2 separate regions of the Homo sapiens genome follow, and region 2 is linked to region 1. A link is a loop called in an ENCODE intact Hi-C map of the cell type or tissue named here. Cell type or tissue: CD14-positive monocyte. All regions are shown on one strand. Links, peaks and the distances in the headings refer to the core of each region. The heading gives the core; the rest is flanking DNA.

Region 1 (8,525 bases), core at 109-8,108:
AATGGGAATAATTAGGCTTTCTTCAAAGACAATCAAGGGTGCTTGTACCTCCTGCCACCCCTTACATTTCTTTAATGATGTGCATCCTGGAATCCCAGATTTAGCAGAGGTTTTGGAGGTCTAGCCCATCTGATCACCCAAACCTCAGTGGGAGGTTTACTTATGTAGATTTCTGAAGTTTCCCCCCTCACACATTGTCTCAAAATCAACGATGTTGAGAACACCTCACAAACAGAGTCTGCAATCTTACACATGAGGCTCTAGACAAGGTTCCATGGTTACCATAAACATATAAAACAGAAACCCATTCGATGAGTAAAAAGAATCAGAGGCCTCAAACTCAACACGGGTAGAAGAAATTTCACAACTGTGCTAACAGCAACTTTTTACTACAGTAAAGGGAAAAAAATTCTGATAAGTAATTCTTGCTGGCACAGTTAGGAGAAACATGAATCAGATACTCCTGATGAGATGTACAAAGTGCTCCATCATCCCATCATGCTGGGAAACAAAAGGCTCCAATATTGAAAACATCATCAGCTGGATCCCATGGATACAAGTTAAGGAACAATGACATTGATGATCGCGCAGCACATCCTATGGAAGCAGAACTGGATTTTCTCTTTTCTCCTACAACAGACCCTCTTACATGACTTTGGACTAAGAGCCACAGAGAAGAAAAGAAAGACATAATTATAAAATTTTAACTCTCTGTGCTTTAAGAAGAGTGTTTTAAGCAAGATTTTCTCTTTTTGATGTAAAGGCAGAACACAGCAGGATTGGGAACATACCAGTATGCTGATTACTAGAGAGCAAGCTGTGTTAGTGAAATAAAAAGCACTATTAATATTTTCTAGATGCAGGTTAGGTAAAATGAATGTATCTGAAGTCTACTTCTGTTGGAAAAAGGAAAAACATCGTGAGGCAAAACCAATCCTTAAGCTATACCTGCTGATATTTGCTTTACACCACAGTTAAATCTTAACAGTATTCAAGGGACCAGAAACTAGCCTCTGACTCATAAGAAAATCTTCCAATGGGGTAACGGAGGGTTGTGATATTATGGACTGTACAAAGAAAAGCTCTCCAACCTGAGCCCTGTTCCACCACCAACTTTGGGAATTATAATTAACTGAAGCTTTTTTGACACAGGAGGTGATGTCCAAGCAAGGTGTAAGTTTGGGGGATGTGGTGGGGAGCTGCTCTTCGCTAGCTTTCCATCTAAACTGACCACAAAGGCATCTACTAACATATAAATGAGTCAGACAGTAGTACAGGCTAAGCTGAAAAATGGATTCACATTGTGTAAAAGAATTAATAACACTAGGCATGCGGGGAACAGGTCAAGCCTGACAGGGACCAGATTGAGAGTTCAGGCAAGAGTTGTGGCTACCAGAGCAAGCTCCACATGCCCCCAAAGGAAAGTAACAAGAGCCATGAAATGAGCCACAGGATGAGGGCAGGGTTGTCACATAAAACATGGGATGTCTTATTAAACTGGAATTTCAGACACATGAAGAATAATTTTGGAGTGTAAGTAATGGGACAGGCTTATACAGAAATATTATTCTTTGTGTATCTGAAATTCAAATTCAGTGGGTGTCCTGTATTTTTATTTGCTAAATCTGACAACTCTAGATGAGGAAATGGGGCTCAAGGTAGCCTTAAATGAGACAAAGAGAGAGACTAGGGAATGACAGTGTAAGTGAGACAGAATGGGAACCAGGGTTTCTGCCAGAGGAAAGCTGACTTAGGTCTGAAGCAAGCTAGGAGTCAAAGGAAAGGGCCAGTGAAGAAAATAACGTGAAGGGAAAAGTAAAGTTTTTGTAGTGAGTAACTGTGTATTGAAGATAAACAGCACTTAAGACCACATGGCTTGTTGCTCATTATGATGAAGATGTAAGGAAGGGGAGGGACACGGTGTTGGTGTCCACAAAAAAGGGAACGACTAATCCAGCCTGAAGAAAAACACTAAGTAAATGTGGTAAAGGGGACCTGGACTCTGTGACAGACTCCATACAACTGGTAATCTGGTAAGATTTATTTTCTTTGCAAACTGGAGAGGGTGGGGGCCAGGGGAGGGGGAAGAGTTATTTTCCATAGGAATATTCTTTCAAAGTGGAACCAAAGAGAAAATAGGCCCTTATTTCTGTTATTGGACATTTCTAAAGCATGAAAAAATCAGGCACCACTTTACTGCTTTGGAGGGAGAAGATAGGTCCAATAGCAGAGGAAATCAAATTCAGTTCAGATAAACACATCTGAAGAAATAAAATAATTTACTCTGAAAAAAATGACTGTAATAAATACTTGTATTAGTTTATCAGAAAAGACTTTGGTACAATATGAAGCACAATCTTCCTAAAATTCAAGTAAAAACTAAATCTACTCCCAAATTAACATAAAAATAATTTTTCATCTTAATATTTATTATTCCAACTGCTTGTTTCTTCTGGAAATCCATTACTAAATGAAGCTAAAATTTAAGCCTCTGCCTCTGAAAATCTTTCCCTATCATTAAAAAATTTTGATAAAGAATTACCTCAATATCCTATGCATTAAAAGAAAAATCAATGACCAAAACCACAAAAGTATTTAATAGATTTAAATACATAAAAACTTAAAATTGCTCAAATGCATATATTTTTAAAACCATAGACAAGTAAATGGCAAACTACAAACCTAGAAATACCCCAGATATAGCAGATGGAGATATATTAGTCTTACACTATTAAGAGCTCATTTTAGAAGATAAAATCTTTTACACCACATAGGAAAATGGAAAAAAGTCATGAGAAGATAATTTATAAAAAAGGAAAAAAAATGGACAATGAACACAGAAAATAGCTAACTTCCCTAGGAATCAAAAAAATCCTTATTATATCAATACTTAGCTAACATTTTCATGTATCAAATTAGCTATTTTTTAAATTAAAATATTTAGCACTAATTAAGGTAGTGAGCATCAAACACCTTCCTAGTGTATAAATTGGTTTTAAAAAACCTTTCTAGAAAGTAGTTCAGCAGTATATGTCAAAAGCCTTGGGAGGCTGAGGCAGGAGAATCGCTTGAACCCGGGAGGCAGAGGTTGCAGTGGGCCGAGATCGCACCATTGCACTCCAGCCTGGGTGAGGGAGAGAGACTCCGTCTCAAAAAAAAAAAAAGAAAGAAAGAAAAAGAAAAAGAAAAATCATGTTCTTTCATCCAGGAATTCCACTTCTAGGAATCTGTCCTAAGGAAATCATCACATGTATCATCAAAGACTTACAAAGATATTCATCACACTTATTTATAATAGTGTAGAAAATGGAAAAGCATATAAATGTATAAATGTTCATTAATAAAAGAATAGTTAAAATTGAATACTGGACAGTCATTAAAATTGCAGTTAAAACAATTTAATTTAAATGATCCTTGATTGATATAATATTAAGATTTTCAAAGTAGCACACAAAACTATATTTATCTGTCTATATACAGCATGATTACAATTATACATGAAAACAGTGGAAGAAAATATGCCCCAACGTTAACTGTGATTAAATGATTTATAGGATTATGGAGCAATTATTGTTTTCCTTTAAATACTTTGCCTGTGTTTTCTGAGGATTCTGCAATAAATGTGTACTACTTTTGAAATCAGGGGAGAAAATGAGCAGAACTAGATTTAGCTAAAGAACTTTTTTTTTATTATAGCAAGGAAAATAGCAACATAGATTAATCTAAGAATATGCATAGGCTTAGACCTGTACAAGGCAATAAATAAATACCTTGGTATTTATTTAAACATTTATATTTACATATTTAATGATTACCTTGTGTACTGCAACTCTTTATTTATCATCTAAATAATACAGTAAAAAATAAACAGGAATTAAACTGAACAAAGAACAAAATCTTTGCTCCCCAAATCAAATTTTCCTCCCTTAAAACTGAGTTTGCCACATAATCCAACTATGTTATTTGTTTTCTTACAACCTAAAATTTGTAAAATTTGAAATTACTCTTCTAAAAAGGAAGAAAGCCAATTAGCAGTTTTCTTTCAGCCAGGGTTTCTCCGGTTTACCTTGGAGGTGAGAGATTTGAGTAAATGTCTTGTTGCCACTATAGGCATGAATAGGAATTAGCGCCCTCTTGTGAGCATGAGATGAAAACCTTAAAATACATTTGAAGCTGAAAGGGACTTCAGTTATTTCACCATGAGGGAAGACAAAGAATTGTGCTCACTAGACAAAGAAGATCACACTCCTTAAAGTAAAATCATCTCAGAATTCCTGATTATTTAGATTTTCAACATACAATGCATTTGTATGGGAAAGTGCCTGACATTCAATAGATTTACAGCTTGTCTTAAAATTCATGAGAGGCAACGTGAATGTTCTGTACTACTGCCACTGCGTGGGAAGTTATCACAGTGGAGGACGTGATAATCTACCTTTTGGCGAGTACGATGTACTGTGCTCACATGTAAAAAGCAGAATTTCCAGAAGAGGGATCAAGTCTTTCAGAAATGATAGAAGATAGTAACTTTTCTAAATTCTTAAAGAGTCATAAATCATTTCTTGAAAAATAAAAATGATGAAAACAACTTGTTAGCGCAGGAACAAAATAAAATTGGAGATTATTTAGAATACAGACTACAACTTCAGCATAGCACAGAGCACTTGTAGAACAGAATAAGTTCCCTTTTACATAGGTTAGTAGATTCCCGTCTACAAAAATAAATAAATAAATAAGAGAATCACATCTCCTATCACTCTAATCTGGGAGTTTTTAAAATTACACCTTACTATAGTAATTTCACATCTGATTGACAGGTTAAGATACACAATTAATTCTAAAACATCAAAGTGGGAGGGAGATCATACTAAAATGAAAAAAAATTTTCAAGGCATTAGGTCCTATAGTATTCTTCAACAACACTGCCAGACTTTTCCTGGGATGCTGCCAGCCAATCCCAGGTCAAAGCTTAATTGGCATTCCCAGTTAGCGGACTCTAAATTTGAGAAAGGCCACACATTGTCTTTAAGCATTTATAATGCAGTTAACTCTAATCAAAATTTCTTTATTTTTGTCAAATAACTTCAACAAACTTTTTTTCTAGCTATTTAATGTTCTCATTTATTTGAGGATGGGCATTAGCACTGAAGGGTGAGTGAATGACATTGGAAAATCATTTTAGTCAACTTGTTTCTAAACATCAATGGAAGGAAGTAAACATTTCCATCTGTTCAGCTCATTAGTGCTGATAAATGGAGATTGCAAAACTCAGAGGCTATGGATTCCTAATGGACTTGACTTACATCAGTGGCTCTCCAAGTGTGGTGTGGGAAATCCCTAAGATCCTTTCAAGAAGTCCAAACCTTCAAAACTACTTTCATAATCATACTAACACATTATTTGCCTTTATCACTCTCATTCTCCTACAAGTATACAATGCAAGTTTTGCAACAGATTGATGCAGAAGCAGATATGTGAGTCCACTTGTCTTCTATTAAGTCAGACATTAAAGAGATTTGCAAAAATGTAAAACAATGCTACTCTTCTCACTTTCTGTTTTATTTTGGAAAACACAATTTAAAAAGCATTATTTAGATTAACCCACATGGGCTTACTTTTGTTCTTTGGACATGTCATAAATATTTTTAAATTCCTCTATTTTAATTTATAATGTAATGAATATAAATTGAGATAATCCCACAGAAACCAAAGCTCTTTGGGTCTTTAATAATTTTAAAGAGTGTAAATGAGTCCTAGACCAAAATTCTTAAGAATAGCTGTCACAGATCTCTTATTTTGATTCAGCATTAAAAAGTTATATTAATGTTGAGCTCAGACACTCCAAAAAATCTTTCCAGATTTTCAGAATCAAAGCAACCTCCTGCTGTGCTCCAGAGTTCAAAGGCATTTTTGACTTTATGCTACTCAAAATCCAAATTAAATTTCACTTCAGTGCAGAATAAGAAATTTTCAAATATCATTCATTCATCCATTCAATAAAAATTTACTGAGTATCTATCATGTGAAAATACAGCTATGTTTGGAACATTGCTAGTCTGGGGAAATAAAATGGTATCTTTTCAGACTAAAACCATATATGCCCTGCTCCTAAATAGTAAGACCTAACACTGATTAAGTATATGCTAAGTGCTAGACCTTGTACTAAGTGCTTAATGGCATAACTAATTTATTTCTAACAAGAACCCTATGTATTATTATTATTCCTATTTCATGGATGAGGAAACTGGGGCATAGAGAGATTAAACAATTTGTCCAAAGAGCTGACAAGTGGCAGAGCCAGGATTCAAACCAGCAGAATCTCTGCATATAACCTCCCCAGTAAAACTGGCACCATCCAGCAGGGTACTGGGCCTGGATATGCATACCAGCTGCATGTAACAGAGCTAAACCCAAAGCAATGTCAAGATTCACTGGATGTAGTTTACCTTGGCAGAGCTGGAAGAAACCATAACTTTGAGTTTACTGTTAATTCCTGGATTCTGACTATTGGACTAAAAAATTAATTGATAGGTACTTCTGGTCATCCTTCACTTATTCACAGTTATAAAAGTTGTGAAGAAATGGCCCTAATATTACCCATAATCCTAAAGTATAGTTTCTATAAAACAAGTTTTGACCAGCTGGGCATGGTGGTACAAGATTATATTCCCAGGTACTGGGAAGGCTGAGGCAGGAGGGTCTCTTCAGCCTAGGAGTTCTAGGCTGCAATGAGCATGACTGCATTCCAGCCTGGGCAACAGAGCAAGACCTTGTCTCAAAAAAATATATATTAAAAATTAAATAAATAAATAAACAAAATAATAATAAATTTAAAAACAAGTTTTGACCTTGCAATGTGGAGAGACCCAGAAAGCATATCATCATCAAACCAGCTCTCAGGAAAAATGTCTACGAACCTTCAGTAACACTTATTTTTAGGTAAATAGATGAGTAAATAAATACATAAATCAGTCATTATGTCCTTTGTCCCCTTACAACCCCAAATCCATATGTTGAAGTCCTAACCCCCAGTTCACTTCAGGATGAGACTGTACTAGGAGATAAGGACTTTAAAGAAGGTAAAATGAGGTCATGTGGGTGGACCGTCATCCAACAGGACTGCTGTCTTTATAAGAAGAGAGAGACTAGGGACACATAGGTACAGAGAAAAAGCCATGTGAAAGCACAGCAAGAAGGTGGCCATCTGCAAGCCAAGGAGAGAGGCTTTGGAAGATACCAAACCTGCCACTGACACCTTGATCTTGGACTTCCAGCCTCCTGTGAGATATTGTGAAAAAAATAAATTTCTATTGTTTAAGCCTCCTAGTCTGTGGGATTTTGTTATAGTAGTCCTAACAGATACTGTAACAGATAAAACACCAGCCAAACTCTTTCATCCAACTGTATTTTTTAAAATTCCACAATTTTAACATTTATCATAATGCTTGTAAACTTATTAAATTGTAGCATCTAGGTACTTGCCTATGAAGAAAAACAGAAGTATCCCTAATTTTATAATGGGGATCTAGGTATGGGTGGCTGATATGATTTGGCTGTGTCCCCACCCAAACTTCATCTTGAATTGTAGTTTCCATAATCCTCACATGTCATGGGAGGGACCCAGTGGGAGGTAACTGACTCATGGGGGCAGGTTTTTCCCATGCTGTTCTTGTGATAGTGAATAAGTCTTATGAGATCTGATGGTTTTATAAAGGGCAGTTCCCCTGTACACGCTCTTGCCTGCCACCATGTAAGATGTGTCTTTGCTCCTCCTTCGCCTTCTGCCATGATTGTGAGGCCTCCCTAGCTATGTGGAACTGTGAGTCCATTAAATCTCTTTTTCTTTATAAATAACCCAGTCTTAGGTATGTCTTTATTAGCAGCATGAGAACAGACTAATATGGTAAATTGGTACTGCAGAGTGGGGGCACTGCTGTAAACATACCCAAAAATGCAGAAGTAACTTTGGAAATGGGTAACAGGCAGAGGTTGTAACCACTTGGAGGGCTCAGAAAAACAAAAGAAAATGTGGGAAAATTTGGAACTTCCTAGAGACTTGTTGAATGGCTTTGACCAAAATGCTGATAGTGATATGGACAATCAAGTCCAGGCTGAGGTGGTCTCATAAGGAGATGTGGAGTTTGTTGGGAACTAGAGTAAAGCTCACTCTTGCAATGCAAAGAGACTGGTGGCATTTTGACCCTACCTTAGAGATCTGTGAAAACTCAAACTTGAGAGGGATGACTTAAAGTATCTGGCAGAAGAAATTTCTAAGCAGCAAAGTATTCAAAAGGAAGCAGAGCATGAAAGTTTGGAAAATTTGCACCCTGATGATGATATAAAAGAAAAACCCTTTTTCTGGGGAGAAATTCAAGCCAGCTGGAGAAATTTGCAAAAGTAATGAAGAGCCAAATGTTAATCACCAAGACAATAGGGAAAATGTCTCCAGGGCATATCAGAGACCTTCACAGCAAGCCCTTCCATCCATCACAGGCCTGGAGGCCTAGGAGGGAAAAATGGTTTCC
Region 2 (8,525 bases), core at 337-8,336, 600 kb before region 1:
TACATACAGATTGAAGTCCTTCCCTATAGGAAGGGTGAAAGTTGGTGCCTTAAGCAAGGCTTGCTTTAGCTGGTCAAAGGCCTTTTGAGCTTCAGATTCCCAGGTTAAAAGATGAGTTTTAGTTCCTTGAGTTTATTTTATGAGGTTATATCATGGACAGCCTATTTCACCATACCCAGGTATCCATAGTCTACAAAATCCTGTAATGCCCCAAAATCCTCTGAGTTGCTTGAGGGTTTTGGGGAGGGGAAAGGAAGAAATATTCTCAACTCCCTCCTTCCCTAATGCTCTGGTCCCCTCAGACAGCACTAAGCCTAGGTGTACTTCACTGAGGTTTTGCAGAGCTGGGCCTTGGGTTTTGAAACTTTATATTCTCTGTTAGCTAACATATTGAGAAGAGCTTCAGTGCCTTCCTGAAAAGCATCCTCAGTTGGGGCACATAGCAGAATATCATCAACATACTGCAAGACCTTAACTTAAGGTTGAGAGAACTCAGAGAGGTCTTGTGACAGTGCCTGTCCAAACAGATGAGGACTATTTCAAAATCCCTGAGGCAGCACCGTCAGTGTTAACTGGGCGTCTGGCTGGAGGAATATTTGAAGGCAAACCGGTATTGACAGTCAGGATGTAACGGTGTACAGAAAAAGGCATCCTTTAAATCTAGGACTGTAAACCATTTAGTTCCCTCAGGTATTTGAGTTAACAGGGTATAGGGATTAGGGACCACTGGATGGATTGGAACTACAGCTTCATTAATGAGGCGAAGGTCCTGAACCAGGCTTCATTCCCCATTGGGTTTCTGTGCTCCTAATATTGGGGTGTTGCAGGGGCTATTACAGGGTTTGAGGAGGCCCTGCATCTTTAGGTTATTAATAATGGCTTCTAGCCCTTTCCTAGCCACTGGCCTTAGGGATAATATCTCTGGTTAGGAAAAGAAGTGGGATCCTTAAGATAGATCTGGACTGGCGTAGTGGTTATAGCTCAACCTATTCTTCCTTAAGTTGCCCACACTTCCACATTAATGTTAGCTTCCATCAGGGGGAGATAGAGTTTGTCCTGGGGCTGTAAAGATGCTGCAGGCCCCCATGCAAGCTAGAATATATCTACCTAATAAAGGAGTGGGACTTTCAGGCGTGATTAAAAAGGCATGTTTAAATAGTAAGTCTCCCCATCTGCAAAAGGGGTTGAGAAAAATATTGGGTTAGAGTTTTTCGTGATACACCCCTTATGGTTGTGCTCTGGGAAGAGGGGAGGCCTGAATTAGAGAGGAGGAGCAAGAGACTGGCTTCAGTATCCAGAAGGAGATCTACCTTCCTTCCTTCAATTTCCAGAATCACTCAGGGTTCCTGTGCTGTAATGGCAGTCTGAGTCGCTGGAGCCGGGGGTTTAAGCCTCGGGACCCGTCAGTCCTGCTGGACCATCTATGAGACTGGTTCTGAACCCAGCGACCTCTGCCTCTGGGGGCAGATCCATCTCCAGTGGTCTCCGCCACAGGCTGGACAGGGTCAAGGTGGCTTCGTCTTGCTGCCTGGGCATTCCCTCTTAAAATGCCCTGACTTGCCACATTGATAACAGCTAGCAGATGCACCTCAGGGATCCTGGACTTTACAAGCGTGCAATGCTGCTACTAGAGCCTCTGTTCTTCACTTATATTTCCTTTCCTTTTCTTGGGCCTCCTCCTGATCTGTATTGTAAATGACTGAAGTGGCTATTCTCAGGAGGTTCTCTAGGGTGCTATCTGGTCCTATAGCTTGTTTCTGTAGTTTCTTTCCAATATCGGGAGCTGACTGTGTAATAAACTTGTCCTTCAGGATTAGCTGTCCCTCGACTGAATCATGATAAAGAGGTGTGTTTTATTAGTGCCTCTCTTAGCCTTTCCATAAAGGCTGTGGGATTCTCATCTGGTCTATCATAGATAGTTTAGAGTAATCGAGAGGTTTGGCCCTGGTCTTCCATAGGCCCTCTAACATAGACCTTAAGAAGTGCTTCCTTTTCCATTCATTTCCTGCGTTATTGGGGTTCCAATCAGGGTTGTCCGCTGGAACTGCTTCCCTTCCTAGTGGGAATGGAGTTTCCACTTCTTCCTTACCTTCCTTGTCTCCTCTTTTTCTCCTTGGTCTGCTACAGGAGGCATGTTGCTTATATCCATATTTTTCTGCTGCCTGTGGAACTGCTGGCTTTTCAGCCCCAGTGAGGGTCTGACTTAGCAGCAACATAACATCCCTCTATGTGAGATCAAACACCTGAGTTAAATTTTGGAAAATTTCTATATACTTATCGGAGTCATCAGAAAATTGGGCCAAGTCTCTGTTTATTTGCTTAAGGTCCTGTAATGAGAAGGAAACTTGAACCCTCATGGCACCATTCCTATCAGCCATTTCCTGCAGAGGTAAGAATGAAGCGGGGAGAGTAGGATATACTGGAGATAGTGGAGCTGGAGGAGCTGATAGTATGATTGGAGGGGGACTGGAAGGATTGGGACATTCAATAGCTGTTTCAGATTGCTCCTCTGGAACCTGCTTTAGCTCTGGGGAACGATTCCCTGTGGCCGCTAAAAGAACTGGGTCAATTGTACAGAACTTGTAAAGGTCTGGGCTGTTTCACAGGGCAAAGAAAGTCTGTACATAGGGGATCTCAGTCCATTTGCCCTTCTGTTTGGAGAAAAGATCTAACTGTTGGATAATATTAAAATCAAGGCTCCCCGCAGCGGGCCAGGTTTATCTGTCCCCAAGATAGTAAGAAGGCTATGCTCTTGTGCAATAGAATATGAGTCACTTTTTTTTCAAAGTCTCAGGGTTGAAGGAGTCCCAGTGCTTTAAAATACATTCCAGAGGAGTGCATGCTGAAGACGATCTGTTGGCCATCTAGAAAGAGAAGTGAGAATAAAAGTGTCCTTTTAGTCTCCTTCCTTTTGGTGTATGACTCAGGGTGGAGAAGAAAACAGTAGGGGGCATTCCTCTAACTAGTCTCCCTCCCTGGTTCCTGGGTCCCGGCACCCAGTTAAATGTGCCGCCTGTGGCTGTAGGTGTGACCCTCCAAGCCATGGCACCAGAGAAACTAGACTTTTGAGGCCTAGTCACACTTACCCAAGTAGTCCCAGTCCTCTGCTTGTTATTTCCCTTTGACCTCCTAGACTTGTGTGACCTGTGTACCTCCCTAAAAAAAAATGGATCTCAGGGAAAACTGTGTAATTGGGGAAGGCCCCTTTAATGGAGGGGTTATGCTAGATTGAACTCTATATCCTGCTATTATGGCCCATGCTAAAGCATTTACCCTTAGAAAAATGGTTTCAGTTAACTTCCAGACTTAAAATCCCCTTACTAATTAAGTACTGTCTCTGTTGGAGACAGAATAGGTGACTTAAAGAAATGTAGGAACCAAATGGCTGTTTTCCTGCTGATGGGACAATATTGAGACTAAAATTTGGCTATGGAAGACATTTAATTTCTAACTGTTGAAAGCAGAATTTTCCCATTCCTGGAAGAGGCTTAGAGCCTGATTTCTAGCAGTGCAAAAGGAAGCTGCAGTGTTAGCATTAAAAAAAGTGCCTCATGTAGAGGATTTCTGTTTCCTCTAGGTGGCACTGTTGGCTTAGAAATACTGTGTGCTCCTCAGACAAGCGGTAGAGAGACCTGGAAATGCCGTGTGCTCTCCAGACCAAGGGGCTGAGAGAGAGAGGCTCACTGTCCCGGAGGAACCCTCTGTTCAGGAGATTGCAATGGCATTCTTGAGTTAAACTCCCGGTTACTAAATTCCCACACAGTTGACACATACACACAGAGTAAGAGACCACAGATAGAAAAGGAAGGAAAGTTTCATGACCGGATAGCTGAGGATTCTCTGCCAGCACCTGAAATGGGCTGTTGGAGGCTGGGTCTGGTCCAGAGGTCTTTGAGTCACACCAGGGTGTGCCCTGCCCAGAGATGCTCAGTTGCCTCAGAACTTTTCCCAGCCTTGCGCAACGGCGAGGTCTCCCCATGAAAGGAAGCTGATTCGAAATACGGCCAACATTCCCAATCACCTGTGGGTATTGGGGGGTTCTCCATGTTCTCACCAGCAAGCCTCACATCTGAGTCTTTAGAACAGCAGCCAACGATAAGTGTAGCTAACCAGCAGACAGATAGATGCCTTTTGATTGATTTGATTTGATTTTAAAATAGAGGCCAAGAGCACCTCAGAATGATAGAACAGATTTTAAGCTCGCTTGTATAATCACCACTTCAGTGAATGTTGTACCTCGGATTCCCGGCCAGTGCACCAAAATGATACGACTCTGATGACTGGAGGGGAATACCAGGGTCCTTTTCTCACGCCAGTTTAAATACGACGACATGGATATACGTGGAGTGGTTTTAAGGAGCGGAGAGAGTTTAATAAATCGGCAAGAAAGAAGGAAGGGGCTCCCCCATACAGAGACAGAGGGAGGGGGCTCCAAGCTGAGAGAGGGAACCCTGAGTGCAGCAGAAAACAGCCATTTATATTAGGAGGCTGGAGGAGCTGGTGTCTGATTTGCATAGAGTCCAGGGGATTGGGTTGACCAGGTATGTCATTCATGTAGCCCACAAAAATCTGGTCCTCCCACCCTAGCCTTTTAATATGCAAATGCAGGGCACCATGATGTTCTACACACGTGGGGATATGTGGGGGTGGCCATGATGCTAGGCACTTGTAGTGACAAGAAGAAGGTGGGAATTGCCATATTGAGTGGACCCAGTTTCTAATGGCTGGCATTTGCATATCAAAGCTTGCTGGCCCGCCCTTCAGGCCATTTTTCTGCTATGCAAGAAATGTATCTGGAGCTGCCTTAAAAGAAAAGAAACTTGCCAAGGACCCCTTGTCTTCTCTATCTGCCTAAAATAATTTCTTAATAACTCCTATAACATAGGGAGATTATTGACTCCATATCTCTCCAAACAGTGCAGGTAGATTAAGGACCAGATTATCATTTATTATCTGTCCTATCATAAAGTAATAGTTTTATTTCTAAGAAACTTTGTGTTTTCAAAACTTACATCCCATGATAGTTTGATTTGTAAAAATTTTTGTAGGAGAGAAGTAACACTTACAGCTCTCTACAGGTCAACTGCCTGATGAGACTTAATCTTAAGTTGAAACTAGTGTGAGATGTCCAGAAAATAGTAGAGTTGAATGAAATTTTAAAAGGCAGGCAAGAAAAAAATTCTAATTTTTTTTGGTAAATGTAAAAAGTCACTGTTTTTTTTTTTTTCTGACCAGCTTCCCGCCCGTCCCCACCCCTTGACCAAATTGGAAAATATTTTATTTTGAATTGTTGACCTCTTTGAACCATACATCAAATTGTCCTTTAAATTGGCAGTAATCTGGCTAGAGATCAGAATGCCTGTTTTTTTGTTTTTTGATTTTTAAAAACAGCTTTTCAGCCAGGCGTGGTGGCTCACACCTGTAATCCCAACACTATGGGAAGCCAAGGCAGGCAGATTGCTTGAGCCTAAGAGTTCAAGACCAGCCTTGGTATCATGGTGAAACAATGTCTCTACAATAAATACAAATATTAGCTGGGTGTTGTGGCACATGCCTGTAGTCCCAGCTACTTGGGGGGCTGAGATGGGAGTATTTCTAGAGCTTGGGAGGTTGGGGCTACAGTGAGCCAAGATCACACCATTGCACACCAGCCTGGGTGACAGAGTGAGACTTTGTCTCAAAAAAACTCAAACAAAAAACCAGTGTTAGAAACAAGTGCTCGGTGCCGCAAAGAAGAACTAGCACTCAGGCAAAAAGTTTTCTCAGCAAGGCAATTTACTTCTACAGAAGGGTGCTGCCTGCATCAGTCACGCTCGCGAGAGCACACCGAACAAAAGAGAGGATTTTTATTTATTTATTTTTTTTGAGATGGAGTCTTGCCCGGTCACCAGGCTGGAGTGCAGTGGCGCGGTCTCGGCTCATGGCAACGTCCGCCTCCTGGGTTCAAGTCATTCTCCTGCCTCAGCCTCCTGAGTAGCTGGGATTACAGGCGCCCACCACCACGCCCAGCTAATTTTTGTATTTTTAGTAGAGACAAGTTTCACCATGTTGGCTGGGATGGTCTCAATCTCCTGACCTCGTGATCCGCCCGCCTCAGCCTCCCAAAGTGCTGGGATTACAGGCGTGAGCCACCGCTCCCGGCCAAAGGGTTTTTATTCCTAACACAGTTCCTGTTTCTGTGTCCTTTCCCCATTGGCTAGGGTTGGACCAAACAATCTAAATTAACCCAATTGGCTAAGACTTAAACCTTTCTAAATATGGTGAACACGCAGTTTGCTAAGAGAGGAGGGGAGGGAGAGACTGTCTGTTGCTAAGGTGGGAAGAGTTGCCTACAGAATAAGTTTAAGGGGTGTTTGGACATGTCTGGGTGTGACAGAGATGTTTACGGAGTAAGAGGTTTGCTAGTTACAGATTAAGCTGAGGAACAAGTGCTCGTTACAGATCAAGCAGGAAGGGCTGTGTACAGAGCAAGAGACCAAGGGAACTTTGAAGAGGAACTTACTGTCCTTAACAGTTTCCCTCTCTTGATTTTATAGTTCTTCCCCTTCAAATTTCTTTAACATATTTTAGATTTGTTGTTCCTCTTGGTCATTTAGGAGTACGAACTTATGTGAGTAGGGCAGGGGAGAATCATGAGGGGTTTTGGTGAAGGCTTTTTCTATAAGCCTTTGCACTAATCCACGAATACAAGGTATGATGCAGCAACCTACAAGAATGAGTACACCTATAATAATTGCAAGGGGAGTAAAGGTTATGAGTCCCTTCCATTTTCTAAACCATTTTTCCGTGAGACTAGAGAAGAATTCTAGAATTCTATTTTAGAATTTTTGGCTAATTCATTTGCTAGGGTGTTAAGGCTCTGTAAGCATTGGGCCCCAATTATGACACAGACCCCACCTTTTTCAGCTAATATTTTGTTCAGGGCTATTCTGTTTTCCCAGGCCATCTGGCTGGTAGAACTTAATTGTTCAGCTGTTCCTTTAATGGCATTCCTAGTATAACTGACAAACTGCTGTTGATTATGGTAAATGTAATTTATCCAGTTTACATTTTTCTTTATAGTTACCCACGAGAACAATACAGATTCAAATCCTGCAGCGATTTGATTTTGGGCTTTAAATTCATTTGGCACCCCTTGTGGAACTCTGATGGCATCTATATAAATGTGAGGGTCAAAGGACCCGTGGGGGGTACTTCTTTTTTCACGATTGTCCTTTTTGCTTAGTTGATGAAATGCCAGAGTGAAAGGGATTGCCAATTGGATTAGAGCGCAAGTGCCGCTCCAGTTACTTGGCAGAGTATCCAATAGTGGTCCACTGCAATACCACCATACATCTGCTTGGGGATGAACAAGGGCAGACTGATTGGTTAGCTGTTGAAAAGGCTTAGATTCACTGCATCCCATTAGACTCCCAAGGAATGCCAAATTTTCCCCTTGCCGTGAGAGACACGAGGTGAAATTGATATTTGTAGTACGGGGTTGGATAGCCCTCAGGGGCCGACCTGCAGGGCTTTTCACTTCTAGGAATAGCAGCAAGAGGGTTTGACATGCCTTACTGCCCCAGGCTGTGGGATTTTGGAAGAGGGCTACCATACAGTTCATGCCCGGTTGATCAGAGGATCAATCAAGTGGAAAGGGGACAGTTTGGGTTTCTGGCCTACCTGTCGCACAAGCGTAACAATCGCTTTTGTTTAGCGTGCAGATGGAATATTTAATCTATTCCAGCCAGGCATTTGCATCTTGGTACCGTGTTTCAATGGCTATGGTTTGCTTTAGATCTTTAATTTTTACAATGGATAAGTACTGGATTGCAATGATTAGATTGACAGTCAGAAGGGGTGGCCCCTTTGGTGAAGTGTAGGTATGGTTTTAGGGCAGTGCCCTAAAACTGCCCACTGAGACCATAACCCCCAATTGCCTAACTCTTCCTCTGAGGATTCCCCCCATATGCAAGACACAGGAGTATTAACTCTTTCCACAGAGGGGCAGAAGTACTTTTCTGTACAAGCTAACTGTCTTTGACTTTGGAGATCTCCACAAGGTAAGACTAGACAAGCATAGTTACATTAACAGTAAGATATCCTTGAGTAGCTAAGGGGAGAAGAAAAAGACAAACCCGTTTGAATGTTAGTTTTGAGGCTGTTGGTCCTGGAGTGATGGTCCATGACTTTGCCAGAGGTGGGGCCTTCTTCACTTGTGTGGTGGGTTCACCCTTTTTCGGCTTTCCGGAGTGCTATTTCAGTTGTTAGGAGTACCAGGTAAGGTCCTTCCCAGGTGGGTTTGAGCTTTCCCTCTTTCCAACCTTTGACAAGGATGTAATCTCGCTAGGAGGCCTTGAGTCCTGAGGGAGGAAAGAGACAGACAGGCTAAGGTCTTTTTGAGGGGGGCAGTTTGGATTCTTGGTAAGGCAATAGGAAGGCATCTTGTCCATGGTAACCAGGTTTCCAGAATTAATTTGGTTAGGTGATTTTTTAGATTTTGGTTCATTTTTTTTTCTACTTTCCCTGATGAGGACAGATGCCAG

Evidence for each region. Hi-C counts contacts between places; a loop is a spot of excess contacts. Peaks named below come from ENCODE experiments on the same cell type or tissue, not always from the same donor. Only the 100,000 strongest peaks of a DNase experiment are listed, where the experiment ranks them.
Region 2: it touches region 1 in a loop (4-fold over the local background); 23 of 110 quality-filtered maps call a loop at or near these places.

The regions. Positions count from the first base shown.
Region 1 is chr6:117,971,841-117,980,365 of GRCh38, reverse strand. The region is part of intron 1 of SLC35F1 (solute carrier family 35 member F1); the gene reads right to left. Among named protein-coding and RNA genes, the nearest start is that of SLC35F1, 69 kb to the right of the region's middle. In CD14-positive monocyte, for the core only: CTCF peaks have their summits at 3,973 and 4,173 (motif pointing left); no DNase peak of the experiment used is centred there.
Region 2 is chr6:118,576,068-118,584,592 of GRCh38, reverse strand. The region is part of intron 2 of CEP85L (centrosomal protein 85L); the gene reads left to right. It overlaps LOC107986524 (a long non-coding RNA gene), which reads right to left. Exons shown (of 5, transcript XR_002956384.2): 4 at 8,118-8,342; 5 at 2,295-2,864. Among named protein-coding and RNA genes, the nearest start is that of PLN, 32 kb to the right of the region's middle. In CD14-positive monocyte, for the core only: CTCF peaks have their summits at 3,136, 3,340 and 3,545 (motif pointing right); DNase peaks (open chromatin) are centred at 2,842, 3,592 and 3,912; H3K27ac peaks cover 3,052 bases.